3 separate regions of the Homo sapiens genome follow, and regions 1 and 2 are each linked to region 3. Evidence: chromatin contacts called from ENCODE Hi-C or POLR2A ChIA-PET data. All regions are on one chromosome and are shown on one strand. Each heading gives the region's core, a stretch centred on a gene start or an enhancer-like site at or near the end of the contact. The rest is flanking DNA. Distances are from core to core; before and after follow the strand shown. Region 1 overlaps FOXN3 (forkhead box N3). Region 2 overlaps FOXN3 (forkhead box N3). Region 3 overlaps FOXN3 (forkhead box N3).

Region 1 (3,932 bases), core at 907-3,406, 90 kb before region 3:
CGTTATGTAAGCTCATCATCGTCATCGTCACCGTCATCCTTCTGCCATCCTATATCACCTCTCCAGCATCCTCTTACTAATGATCTACAAGGATAGGGCTGAAAGGGGTCCGGACATGGGGAAATACTTTCAGCCCATTATGCTTTTTGTAGTTATTCCTAACTGCATTTACCTATTAAAACATCTTCCTGATTAATGAACAGCATTCACTTCAAAGAGAATCTCATGGACAAAGCTCTCTTGCAGCATTAATAGGCTTTCCCTGAGCTATTTCCTGAACCTCACAAGACTCCTGGCATGTAGACTCAGCTCTTCCTCTGAATCCTGCAGCTTGTTCTCAAATGAGCTGCAACTAAATGCTGCCTCTGCCAACCCTGGCACTTCTCCGTCCTCATCATTGGCAGTCTTCTCCATGGAGAGATGGCGGATGTGCTCGTGTTTGCTCACCAGCTGCCAGAAGCCAGCTGTGACACTTAACTATACCCCTGTCTTTCTCCTTTCTGTCCCCATCCCCAAGTGTCAGGAACGTGGCTTCTGAAGAACAAGTCACAGCCAGTCTAAAATGGCTCTGTTAGAGAAAGGCATTCTGAGGCCCACAGTTCACTACTCTACATTAGGAAGCTCGGTGGGAACATGAGTCCATTCTTCAGCCTTTTCTCTACCAGCAAATCTACTCTTTCCCTTCCTTTTACTCTGTTTCCCTCAGAGCATATTAAGACACCGAAAGACCAAAACCTTTACAGCCAATCTGACGCACCTGATGTACTGAAGTGCACTGGCCTCCAGCTATGTAAGACATCAAAAGGGCTGGACGTTGAAAGTCAACTTCTTCCTCGGATTTGTGGCTCTCTCCAGACAAGGCCCAGGCCTCTAGCATCATCCTTGCAGGTTAGGCCAGTTACGTATTTATCTTTTAGATGAGAGAATACCCACCCCTGAGGCTCTCAGGATGAGGGACATTGGCGCCACACTTCCCCACACTTGCCATCAGCCACGTTCTCTGCAGTTAGAGAGGGACTCTTAAGCTTTCTGGTTTTAACTAGCAAGAGGGCAACCTTCACACATAAGAAGAGAGCCAAACAGAGCAGCACTGCTCATTGTAGATGCTATGTTCTAAATGGGATAACGCAATCCTGAGAATCTTAAAAAGAAAAAAGTCTAAGGTCCAAGACAAACTCCTCCACGCTACATTGTCCCTCAGCACTTCCCCAGCTCCCCTCCTGAGGCTTAGCTTCCTTGGTTTTTCACAACTTCTAAAATTAACCTCTGAGCTCTTGCCGCTGCCTTTGGAGGGCAGCCCTGGCTAACTCTCTCAGAGGCCATAAGCTGAGCAGCAGGTGATTCCGCTAATCCTTCCCTTTCCTAAAGTCAGCCTTTCCACCTGCTTACTTGGAAGCACACTGGGGAGGGGGCTGGCACGGGGAGACACAGCCTATTTCCTAGTTGTCTTCCCTCTGCTGTGCCTGGTGTGTCTGACATACATCCCAGTTCCAGGCAGGGGGAGGAACGCCTTCCCCCAATCCCTCCCCTTCCCTCGTTCCATTTTGTTGTTTTGTTTATTATCTAGTTTGTCTCTGGGAACCTTCCAACCAGGGATTATATAAGCCTTTGAAGATGAGTAATGGAGATCTGGCTTCTCCTGACTAACAAGTCCTCCATTGGGGTTAAAGCTGACTCACGGGGCTTGTCAAACGGGAACTGCAAAGCAGGTACTGAAGGAGATACTAGAAGCTGGAATGAATCTACATAGCCATTTTGAGGGTGGAGAGGGTGGGGTAGGCAGATGGATTTGACTGGAGCATAATCCAAAGTCCAGGGGGTAATGAGCCAGCCATGTCCCATGCTGACTGTTCTGAAGGCAGCATCCTATAGAGCGCGTGAGACATGGTGGCTCTCCTTGCAGAATGTTTCCTATGCTGCAAACGGGCAAAGTCTAAAAGGGCTAATGTCACATGCACAGCGGATGCTGCCAGGAGGACAAAATGTTGTAGCCTGAGGTTTTTATTAGGTGCACACTGCCGCTGCACTGCAAGTGAAGCATTAGACTGAAATGAGAGGTGGAGGGACCCCTAGGGACTCCAGCCCAAGCAAGACATGGTGTGCTGGGCTCCCTTGGGGCAACACGGACCCTCCAATGATAAAGAGGCTTGCTCTGCCTGGGGCTCTCACCAGAGTCTGAGCCATTTCCTTTGTGCAACCTAGTCAGCTTCAGACCCTGGACTGTGGCCAGTCTGCCGGCCTTGAGCTACCTTTACAGATGCTGAGCAAGGGTAGGAGGAAGAGAAAAGATCTAAGTGGCTGCCATCTGGTGACCTGGAGTGGCTATGAAGGGTGAGGACAAAGGAAAAGCCTTCCAGCTATCCAGGCCAGCCTCTATCTGCTGGGAGCAGAACAGCAGCAGAGACTAGGTTGGTGGCCCCCATGCAAGCAGGGGCATCTAGCAGCCCAAGAGGTGAAAACAAGGGGCTATAAATAGCACCGCACGAGGAAGCTCTATCAACAGAGCCCAGCCATAGCACCAGCCCACGGGGGAATACAGGCAGGCTCTGCGCAGACAGGAAATGTGTTGCTCTCCGAAGCCACACTCTCCACTCATGGGCAGTGGCAGGACCCCTCAACCTAGAGAAGACCTGGGATATATCCACACTGGGACACAGGCACACAAACACCCCTACATAGGCTGCCCACACACCATCACTGTGGCTGGCTGGCTGTTGCCTTTAACCATTTTTGCACAGGAATAGCCTCTCACTTTTTCCAGGCCTTGGGCGATGCCGGCAGGGCAGGGGATGACTGCCTAATCATTCTGCCTGTAATGCTTCTCCCTTAAGAAGGCAAAGGACTGCCTCAAATCCCAAGGCAAATAACGTTATGCAATATAAAATGAAAAGAAAGGTGGCGGGGGTAGGGGGCACGGAGAAAGAGTGAAGCCAGAAAGAGCTAACCACAAGCTGCAGATACATTCCTCTGGTTGGGTTTATGGGGAGGATGGGCCAGCTGGCTTCCCAAGTGCACAGAGAAGACGCTCCATGCATCTTCACTCCCTTGCTAAGGAACTGCTCCAATCCTTGGGGTCCTTACAACCTGCTCCTTGACTGTACTTGCCCTTGACCTCCAGGGCATTGAACCAGGGCTGGCGGTCAGATGGGACGGTGAATGCAAAGGTAGACTCCCTACTTTCTGCCCAGTCTTCACATTTACTTCTCTGTTATTCCTGTCCATGAGCGTCTCCTTCTGTGACCTTTGTAGGCACCCCGGGTTCTTTCCTTCCACTGTCTTGGAGCCCCGTTCTTGGCCTGGGGCTTTCATGAAGGCTGTGGCTGGATTTCTCACACAGCGGTAATAGCCTTCTAAAAAAAAGCCTTCTAAAAATGAGCCTACAGCTTCAAAACATGAACACTGAGCTTGTAAAACTCAAATTCAGCATTTCAATGTAAATAGGACCGTGGCTACCCTGGAAAAAGAAGTATTTACAGTCTGAGTATTACAGAGTTGGAGAGGGGAGGCGAACACTGAAAACAACTCACTTGTCAACTCATCAGGAGAAGCCTTTTTCCTTTCCTACCTATGCTCAAGAATCCAGTAATCATGGACGTTTATGGAAGCTGCTGAGGATCTGTGAAGGATCAATCAGTCCCCTTGCCTGGCTTGGTTTCATTTCAAAGATATTCCAGGCTCCAGCAGGCCTGCTTCACCAGACTCTTCTCCAAAATGGCAGCTTGGTGATGAGGTCCCAGAAGAGACAGAAATTTCTAAAAATGGGTACTGCTCCGGTCCATTACGTTTAAGCTGGCCCCATATAGCCTCTTCTAGCAGAAGGTCATGGTCCCATTTTCCCTCTGAACTTCAGCAACCAGCTGGAAGTATTTTTGTGAAACTAATGATCACTGTGTAGTGGCTGGGTGCAAAGGAAGGTGCTCGAATCTTACATG
Region 2 (3,619 bases), core at 529-3,028, 110 kb after region 3:
AGCAGCTGAGGATGACAGCTGTGGCCAGCGATGGATGGCTGCCCTGGGCGTGGCATGTGGGAGAGGAGATCAACTCCTCACCTCTGCGCCCACCAGCCTGCTTCACTGTGCTCACTTTGCAGATATAGAAACTAAGCCTGTGAAATGCTGAAGTGATAGTTCTACTTAGTGGAAGAATCAGGACCAGAACCCAAGTCTCCTGAGTCTGCATCTGACAACCAGCTCTTCTAATACGTACCAGGAACATACAATTCTGAGTCACAGACAAGCTACTTACTATGGGCAGACACTAAAAAACAACTAATGACTTTCATTCATATAACATGGTTTCATCCACTTGGAAAACTGTTTTTGTAATCTAGATTAAAAAAAACTTCCTTTCTTCAACAAACATCAGCCCCACACCTACCACAATACCAGGAATGAGTCCTAGGAATACCTCATCTAGTTGTAAAAATATATATATAAAGCAATACAGAGATGCAGAGATAAAAATAAGCCCTGTCTTATGGTTCCACTGAGAAGAGGGACATGACCCAGCCTGAGCAGGGAGAATCATGGCAGACTTCTTGGAGGCGATGATGGCTGTCAAAGTCTACAGGATGAACAGGCCTTAGCTAGGGGCAGAGAAGGATAAGGTCATGACTAATGGCAGGAACAACAGCCTTGATGGCTCTCTGAACTGGAGCTAAGGTTGCTGTACGTGTTGTAAATTACATGGTTTTATATCCCATGGAGAAACAGCCTTACAATGAAATCTTTTTATAAACTTGCACCTGGAGATTATGTCTCTCCCCTAAGTCGGCATCTTACCAGGGAAGGAGAATTATGGAATCTGCCGAGTTTCCATTTTTGCCTTGGCTGTCAGGCACTCAATCACAACAAATATATTAGGTCAAGAATTTGGAATATTTGCTTTCCCCTCTCTCTACTGCATTTGTCTATTTTCAATTTTTACCTTAGCGACCTGATTGTGACCTATATGTCTTATGGCAAGCCCTATGAAAAGGAAGTGGGGTATAAATTATAAATGTGCCAATAAAGAATACTGGCTAATACCTACATAAACATGCTAATAAAGAATATTGGCCAATATCTATAGAGAGGGTCCGGGAGGTCTAAAATCTATAACCCTATCACCTTGAGCCTAAGTTAAGATGCCACATGGCCCATCTTTTTCAAAAGTCCAAACCCATCAACTTCAGAGAGGAAAAGGCTTAATTAATTATAGGTAAAGCCATCCGTGTCCTGAGGCAGATGAGACCAATTTCTCTCTGAATAACAAAAGCTGAGGCAAACATTTAAAAAAAAAAAAAAAAAAAAAAGGAGGGCTGGGTGCCATGGTTCACGCCTGTAATCCCAGCAGTTTGGGAGGCAGAGGCAGATGGATCACCTGAGGTCGGGAGTTCAAGGCCAGCCTGACCAACATGGAGAAACCCTGTCTCTACTAAAAATACAAAATTAGCCAGGCATGGTGGCACATGCCTGTAATCCCAGCTACCTGGGAGGCTGAGGCAGGAGAATTGCTTGAACCCAGGACGCGGAGGCTGTGGTGAGCCAAGATCATGCCATTGCATTCCAGCCTGGGCAACAAAAGTGAAACTCTGTCTCAAAAAACAAGGAGTTGGCTAACGTTCTCTCAGGCCTCTTACTGTGAGTGTACATGAGAGGGAGAAAAAAGCAAAAGAGGAGAACAAGATGAGAACTACTTACGTAACTGAGGTGTCAAGATACTGGCTGAAGGCCATCCTCACAAAGACTCACTTCTACTCACTGAGAGAATAAAAGAATTGCAGATTCAGACTCACAACGGTTCTACTCTCCAACAACTGAAAACTTGATCTCTCTTTGCTTTTGTCAACTCAGCAAGTTTATGGGTAGGTTTGACACGCAAATGCCTTCGCTGACAGCAAACAGCTCAGAGGATGCACACGGGGGAGCTCGGGAGGGTGGGTGAAAATTTCACTCTTTCTCCAGATGTAGGAGGAGCTAAGTGTTTGGGGAAAATTAACCAACCAAAAATTATTTTTTAATTGCTTCCTGTGCACAGAGCACTTGCTAAGTGCCACCAGAAATGAAATATAAGGCAACTCCCCTGACATCGAGGAGTGTGTCATCTGCTCTCTAGTGAAAGCAGGAGCACTGGAGTCAGGGACACACATGTGGTCTCCCATCTGTCAAGGTCGTCCACGGACAGCCGCAGAGGCCTGCCCTGCACAACTGCAGGAGGTGCCATTTCACAGGGCTGCAACGTGAAGTCATAGTTCTAATCCTGGCACTACTAGGCTAGGGGAACTTAGCAAGTAACTTAACCAACTTCTAAAGTGGTTTTGAGAATTGAGAGATTAGACAGGTCAGGTTAAGTAAGATAGTGCCCAACACCTAACAAGGGCTCAATCAATGCCAGCTCAACAAATCATCATCTAATTAGAGCCAAAGCACACTCTATTAGTCAGCTCAGACTACCAGAACAAAATACCACAGACTGCGTGGCTCATACAACAGAAGTTACTTTTTCACAGTTCTGGAGTCTGGGAAGTCCAAGGTCAAAGTGCCAGCAGCTTCAGTTCCTGGTAAGGACTCTCTTCGTGAGAAGACGGCTGCCTTCTCACTGTGTGCTCATGGGGACTGCCCTTGGTGTGCGTGCATGAATAGAGTGATCTCTCTTCCTCCTCTTATAAGGCCACCAATCCAATCAGATTAGGACCCCATCCGTATGGTCTCAACCTTAATTAGCTCCACATTGAGGGTTTGCGCTTCAACATATAAATTGGGGGGTGCCAGGCATGGTGGCTCACGCCTGTAATCCCAGCACTTTGGGAGGCCGAGGCAGGTGGATCACTTGAGGTCAGGAGTTCAAGACCAGCCTGGCCAACATGGTGAAACCCCATCTCTACTAAAAATACAAAAAATTAGCCAGATGTGGTGGTGTACCTGTAGTCTCAGCTACTCGGGAGGCTGAGGCACAAGAATCACTTGAACCCAGAAGGCGAAGGTTGCAGTAAGCCGAGATCGTGCCACTGCACTTTAGCTTGGGAGACAGAGCAAAATTCTGTCTCAATCAATCAATCAATCAATCAATAAACAAACCAACCAATTAGGGGGGAGACACAATTCAATCTATAGCACCAACATGAAGGAAATGACCGTCAGTATAATATTTACTGAGTGTGTACTATATTCCAGGAGTTGTATTATCATTATTTAATCTTTAAACAGCCATGTGAGAAAGGCATTATCCTCTCATATCAGAGATGAGAACGTAAAGCTCATTAACAGTAATTACCTTGCTGAAGGACACACAGCTAGCAAGTCGTAAAACAAAGATTCAGCCCTAGGTCTCTCTGACTCCAACTTCCACCCTCCTGAAACTCATCTGCTCTGCTCCTTATTTCATTAGATGACAGACTTTATTATAAAGTTTATTATAAACTACATAGACAGACTATAACTGCCAAGGGCCAGAGAGAGAGAGAGATTAATAAGATCAGGAGTAGATTCCATTAAGGAAATGGGCTTTAAACGGAGCCCTTAGGACAGAGTTGGTCTGGGGTATACAGAAAGAAGAGGGAGGAGGAGCAGGTAAAGCCAGCATGAACCATGTGCACCATGCAAGGTG
Region 3 (3,706 bases), core at 132-2,631:
AATCATCTTGTTTGGGGATGGGTATCTTCAGCCAGCCTTCCACCCACTCTGTCCTCTCCTTGCACCCGCAGCAGACACAGCTGGCTGAAGGTAACACTCTTTCTCCACTGAGCCAGAACTAAGCATCAAAATCCATTCTGACCTATTTTGGGGGAAGTTGCTAGAGTGGAACAGAGCTGGTACTAGATAGGGAATCTTTGCCATCGCTGAGGTCTGCTCCTTAAATTGCAAATGAAGCGCTAGGTATGCCACGTGGCTTGTCCAAGGTCACAAAGTTTACCAAGTGAAGGGTTGAGACCAGAACCCAGGTCCCTTGACTCATAATCCAGTGTTCCTTCCACTATAACTTCCTCTTGAGCCTTTCATGGCATGAAAGACAACCAAGGTGAGGTATCTCATACATTTCAGCAGTAAAAGTTCGTAGCAGAGTTATGGGAGGGGTAAGAGTTGTGGAGAAGGGGTGATAAACGCTGTTACTCCCAAGTAAGTTTGGATATGAAGCCAACCTAGAACATGGGAAACTGGTATTCCTCAAAGCAAGTCATCTAACCATCATGTCAACTTCATGCACATTCTACGGACTGCGTGTACATTGGTGCACATGGAGGAACAGCATGCATCTCACAGCAGAAGACCTGGTTTCCTTTTTCCCTATTTTAGCTGTGGGGGTGGGTAGGTGGGAGTCTAAGGCAACACAATCCTCCTCTGTGAGCTGAAAATGCCTTTAAGTCCTTCCATTACATTAGCTCGTCCAGTGTGAGTTGTCAGAAGTAAACGGATGGCCAGGCACAGTGGCTTAAGCATGTAATCCCAGCACTTTGGGAGGCCAAGGCAGATGGATCACATGAGATCAAAAGTTCGAGACCAGCCTGGCCAACACAGCAAATCCCCATCTCTACTAAAAATACGTAAAAATTAGCTGAGTGGGGTAGTGGATGCCTGTAATCCCAGCTACTTGGAAGGCTGAGGCAGAAGAATCACTTGAACCCGGGAGGCAGAGGTTGCAGTGAGCCAAGATCACACCACTTGCACACCAGCCTGGGCGACAAGAGCAAGACTCCGTCTCAACAACAGCAACAATAACAACAACCAACAGAAGTGAATGGAAATAAAATATGTTAGATAATTTATTTTAATTCTACCACCGCATCCTAGGGACACAGAGTTGATAATAATTAGAGGCCCAATACTATAGTGACGGAGAAAAGGAAGAGGGAAGAATGACCAGAAGGGTATAAGGGTGTCAAGTGAGTCACTGGAAAGGTTTGTAAAACCAGTGGTTTCATCTGTGCTGAGAGTGGCTGGGCTTCTTAGAGTGGGTGGGCCAAGCAGCCTTTTCCAAGAAGGGCTAGGACTCGTGGTCTGACCACAGAACGGGCTGTGAGTGGTTGAGAGGGTGGGACCTGGTTGAGAGGGTGGGACCTGGACTTCCCCTGGGGATCTCCAGCCTAACCCAGGACTGGACACACAGAGATGTACCATCAAGAAATGCTTGCAGGTGGGGTGGGGAGGGTAGGCCCAGGGAATGCCTGCTTGGAGGAAGAGCTAGAAATAAAAGCAGGCCAAAATGGTCAGGCAGTAGCTCCTCTCTGAACAAAACTCCGTGGGGAGCTCTGAGGCCAACAGGGCCTACCAAGACCAAGAGGGCAGAAGTAGGATATAAAATCAGCATGGCTTGTGGCAACTTTCAGCAGAAGGCATGAAGCTACCAAGAGCAGAGGTGCCTATGTCATTTTGGGATGAAACCATCAGAGACCAGATGAAGGGTCAGATTAGGGGTGAGGAATGTCTTTAATTATGAATCACTGACTCATTACAACAAATCATCCAAGGGTGATGTTTTAATAAAGTAACCTAATTTTAAGTTTGATGGGTGAATGGAATATGGGGGAGGGGGACAGGGAGTTTGGAAATGGGAAAATATAAAAAAGACTTTATTCTTTTCATTAACAAAATAAGAGAGATTAGTAAATGAATTAAACGAATAAAATAAAGAACACGTTTCAAACACATAGAGACCGTAACACAGAGACACACAGACACAAGAAGAAGGCACGGTGGGGACACCTGTCAGCTGGCCACGCCTGCAGGGCTCTGAATAAGCCACTCTTCTGTTCAGCCTGCCCTGGGTCCCCTCTGAAAAATGAGCTTGTCCCCTTCTAATGCTCTGCTTGGTTTCCATTGTACAAGAATTGAAGTGCTCTCTAGCCTGCTGAAACTGTCTGTAGCAGCCTAAATGGCATTTAAAATAAAGACTGTGAACTGATGAAATGACCAATTATGTTAAGTACCCATGCCTGGTGTAATCCAAACCAAATCTTACCCCATTATCCTCGAAACCGAGAGGTGATTCAGCAGCCCCTCTTGCCAGTGATTCTGAACCAAAATACAGGCACCCGACGTCCAGGGAGGACCTCGAGAACAACCAGTTAATTCTTACAATTGGTTTTGTGCTGGGAAAAATAAAGGTACTAAGTTTCCACTCTAAACCAAACAACGATTTGACAATGAAAACTGGTGCCCCGCTCTAACTATTAGGTCATTTTGATTTCAACTTTGCTTCAGGTTTTAACTTCCATTATTTCCTCTTCAGACATTGCATTATTCTTCCCGTCGCTATACAAAGGTGTCTATGAAGTGCTCAGGTTCCGCGCTGTTGCTATGGTCTCTGTGAAGCTAAGTTCTCTGGTTATTTCTCTTTCTTGCAATGACATTTTTTTTCTATTTCCACACACCTAAATCTATCTGCTTTTTTAAGGCCTTAAGTGTCAGTTCTCCCAAGAAATGACAGCCCCTCTGCTCCCACCCTTCTGACAAAAATAGGTCTCCCTCCTCTACACGACAGGGCACCCCCACTGTATTAGTCCATTTTCACGCTGCTGATAAAGACATACTGGAGACTGGGTAATTTATAAAGAAAAAGAGGTTTAATGGACTCACAGTTCCACGTGGCTGGAGAGGCCTCACAATCATGGTGGAAGACAAAAGATACGTCTTACATGGCGACAGACAAGGGAGAATGAAAGCCAAGCAAAAGGGAAACCCCTTATAAAACCATCAGATCTCGTGAGACTTATGCACCACCACGAGAACAGTATGTGGGAAACCGCCCCATGATTCAATGATCTCCCACAACACCTAGGAATTATGGGAGCTACAATTCAAGATGAGATTTGGTTGGAGACACAGCCAAACCATATCCTACTTATTTTCCTATCCTGCATTATTGAGTCCTGGGGAGACCACTCCATGAAGCAAGTTATCCCCCACCCTGGTTCAATTCTGCCAGTCCTGCTAGTGATCCATAACTCATGATCCATAACCCCGGCTGGCTTCTGCTGGCCAGTCACTGGTCCCACAGCACCCTAAAGAAAGATTCCCACGTCACCCCCATGTGACCAAACTGCACCTTCTCACCCAGCACTGAGAATTGCCATCTTTGGGGACAAGCATCCTCGTTCTACTTGCCCTCAATTCCAATGCCTGTGGCTGGAAGCTATTAACAGAGTTCCCTACTCGTCTGATTATCTAGAAAAATTTTCTTCCACTTGCTATAGGGAAAAACGAGGGATGTGCGTACATTTTTGAAAACAGAAAGTGAGAAATCAAAAACCTGAGAGAGTGGCATTAAACAGGCACATTTTTCTTCTACTTGATTCTAACCCAAACCTTCCCCTGGCATGACTGGACAGTCCCTTCTTTAGGT

The links. Hi-C counts contacts between places; a loop is a spot of excess contacts on that map. ChIA-PET counts read pairs that join two places held with the same protein, here RNA polymerase II (POLR2A). Pooled maps may share reads with other maps.
Region 1: a pooled map shows a loop between it and region 3 (2.0-fold over the local background). The contact joins two enhancer-like sites. A Hi-C loop is called at or near these places in 2 of 37 single-sample maps with no recorded cell type and 9 of 50 pooled maps. POLR2A ChIA-PET finds 5 or more read pairs at or near these places in 3 of 52 experiments (BJ, GM12878 and naive thymus-derived CD4-positive, alpha-beta T cell).
Region 2: a loop to region 3 is called in a pooled map, with 3 times the contacts of the local background. The contact joins two enhancer-like sites. A Hi-C loop is called at or near these places in 3 of 50 pooled maps. POLR2A ChIA-PET finds 5 or more read pairs at or near these places in 5 of 52 experiments (AG04449, CD4-positive, alpha-beta T cell, T-cell and 2 more).

Annotation. Positions count from the first base shown.
Region 1 is chr14:89,184,780-89,188,711 of GRCh38, forward strand. The region is part of intron 4 of FOXN3 (forkhead box N3); the gene reads right to left. Among named protein-coding and RNA genes, the nearest start is that of FOXN3-AS3, 160 kb to the right of the region's middle. RefSeq lists a silencer at 3,575-3,759. Within about 2 kb of position 2,157, at least 8 of the 41 ENCODE cell types and tissues checked have a DNase peak (open chromatin) inside an H3K27ac peak, as active enhancers do.
Region 2 is chr14:89,384,197-89,387,815 of GRCh38, forward strand. All of the region lies in intron 2 of FOXN3 (forkhead box N3), which reads right to left. Among named protein-coding and RNA genes, the nearest start is that of FOXN3, 31 kb to the right of the region's middle. RefSeq lists enhancers at 1-135, 1,807-1,876, 1,927-1,976, 2,357-2,456. Within about 2 kb of position 1,779, at least 13 of the 41 ENCODE cell types and tissues checked have a DNase peak (open chromatin) inside an H3K27ac peak, as active enhancers do.
Region 3 is chr14:89,275,215-89,278,920 of GRCh38, forward strand. The region is part of intron 4 of FOXN3 (forkhead box N3); the gene reads right to left. Among named protein-coding and RNA genes, the nearest start is that of FOXN3-AS3, 73 kb to the right of the region's middle. RefSeq lists an enhancer at 1,438-1,537. Within about 2 kb of position 1,382, at least 6 of the 41 ENCODE cell types and tissues checked have a DNase peak (open chromatin) inside an H3K27ac peak, as active enhancers do.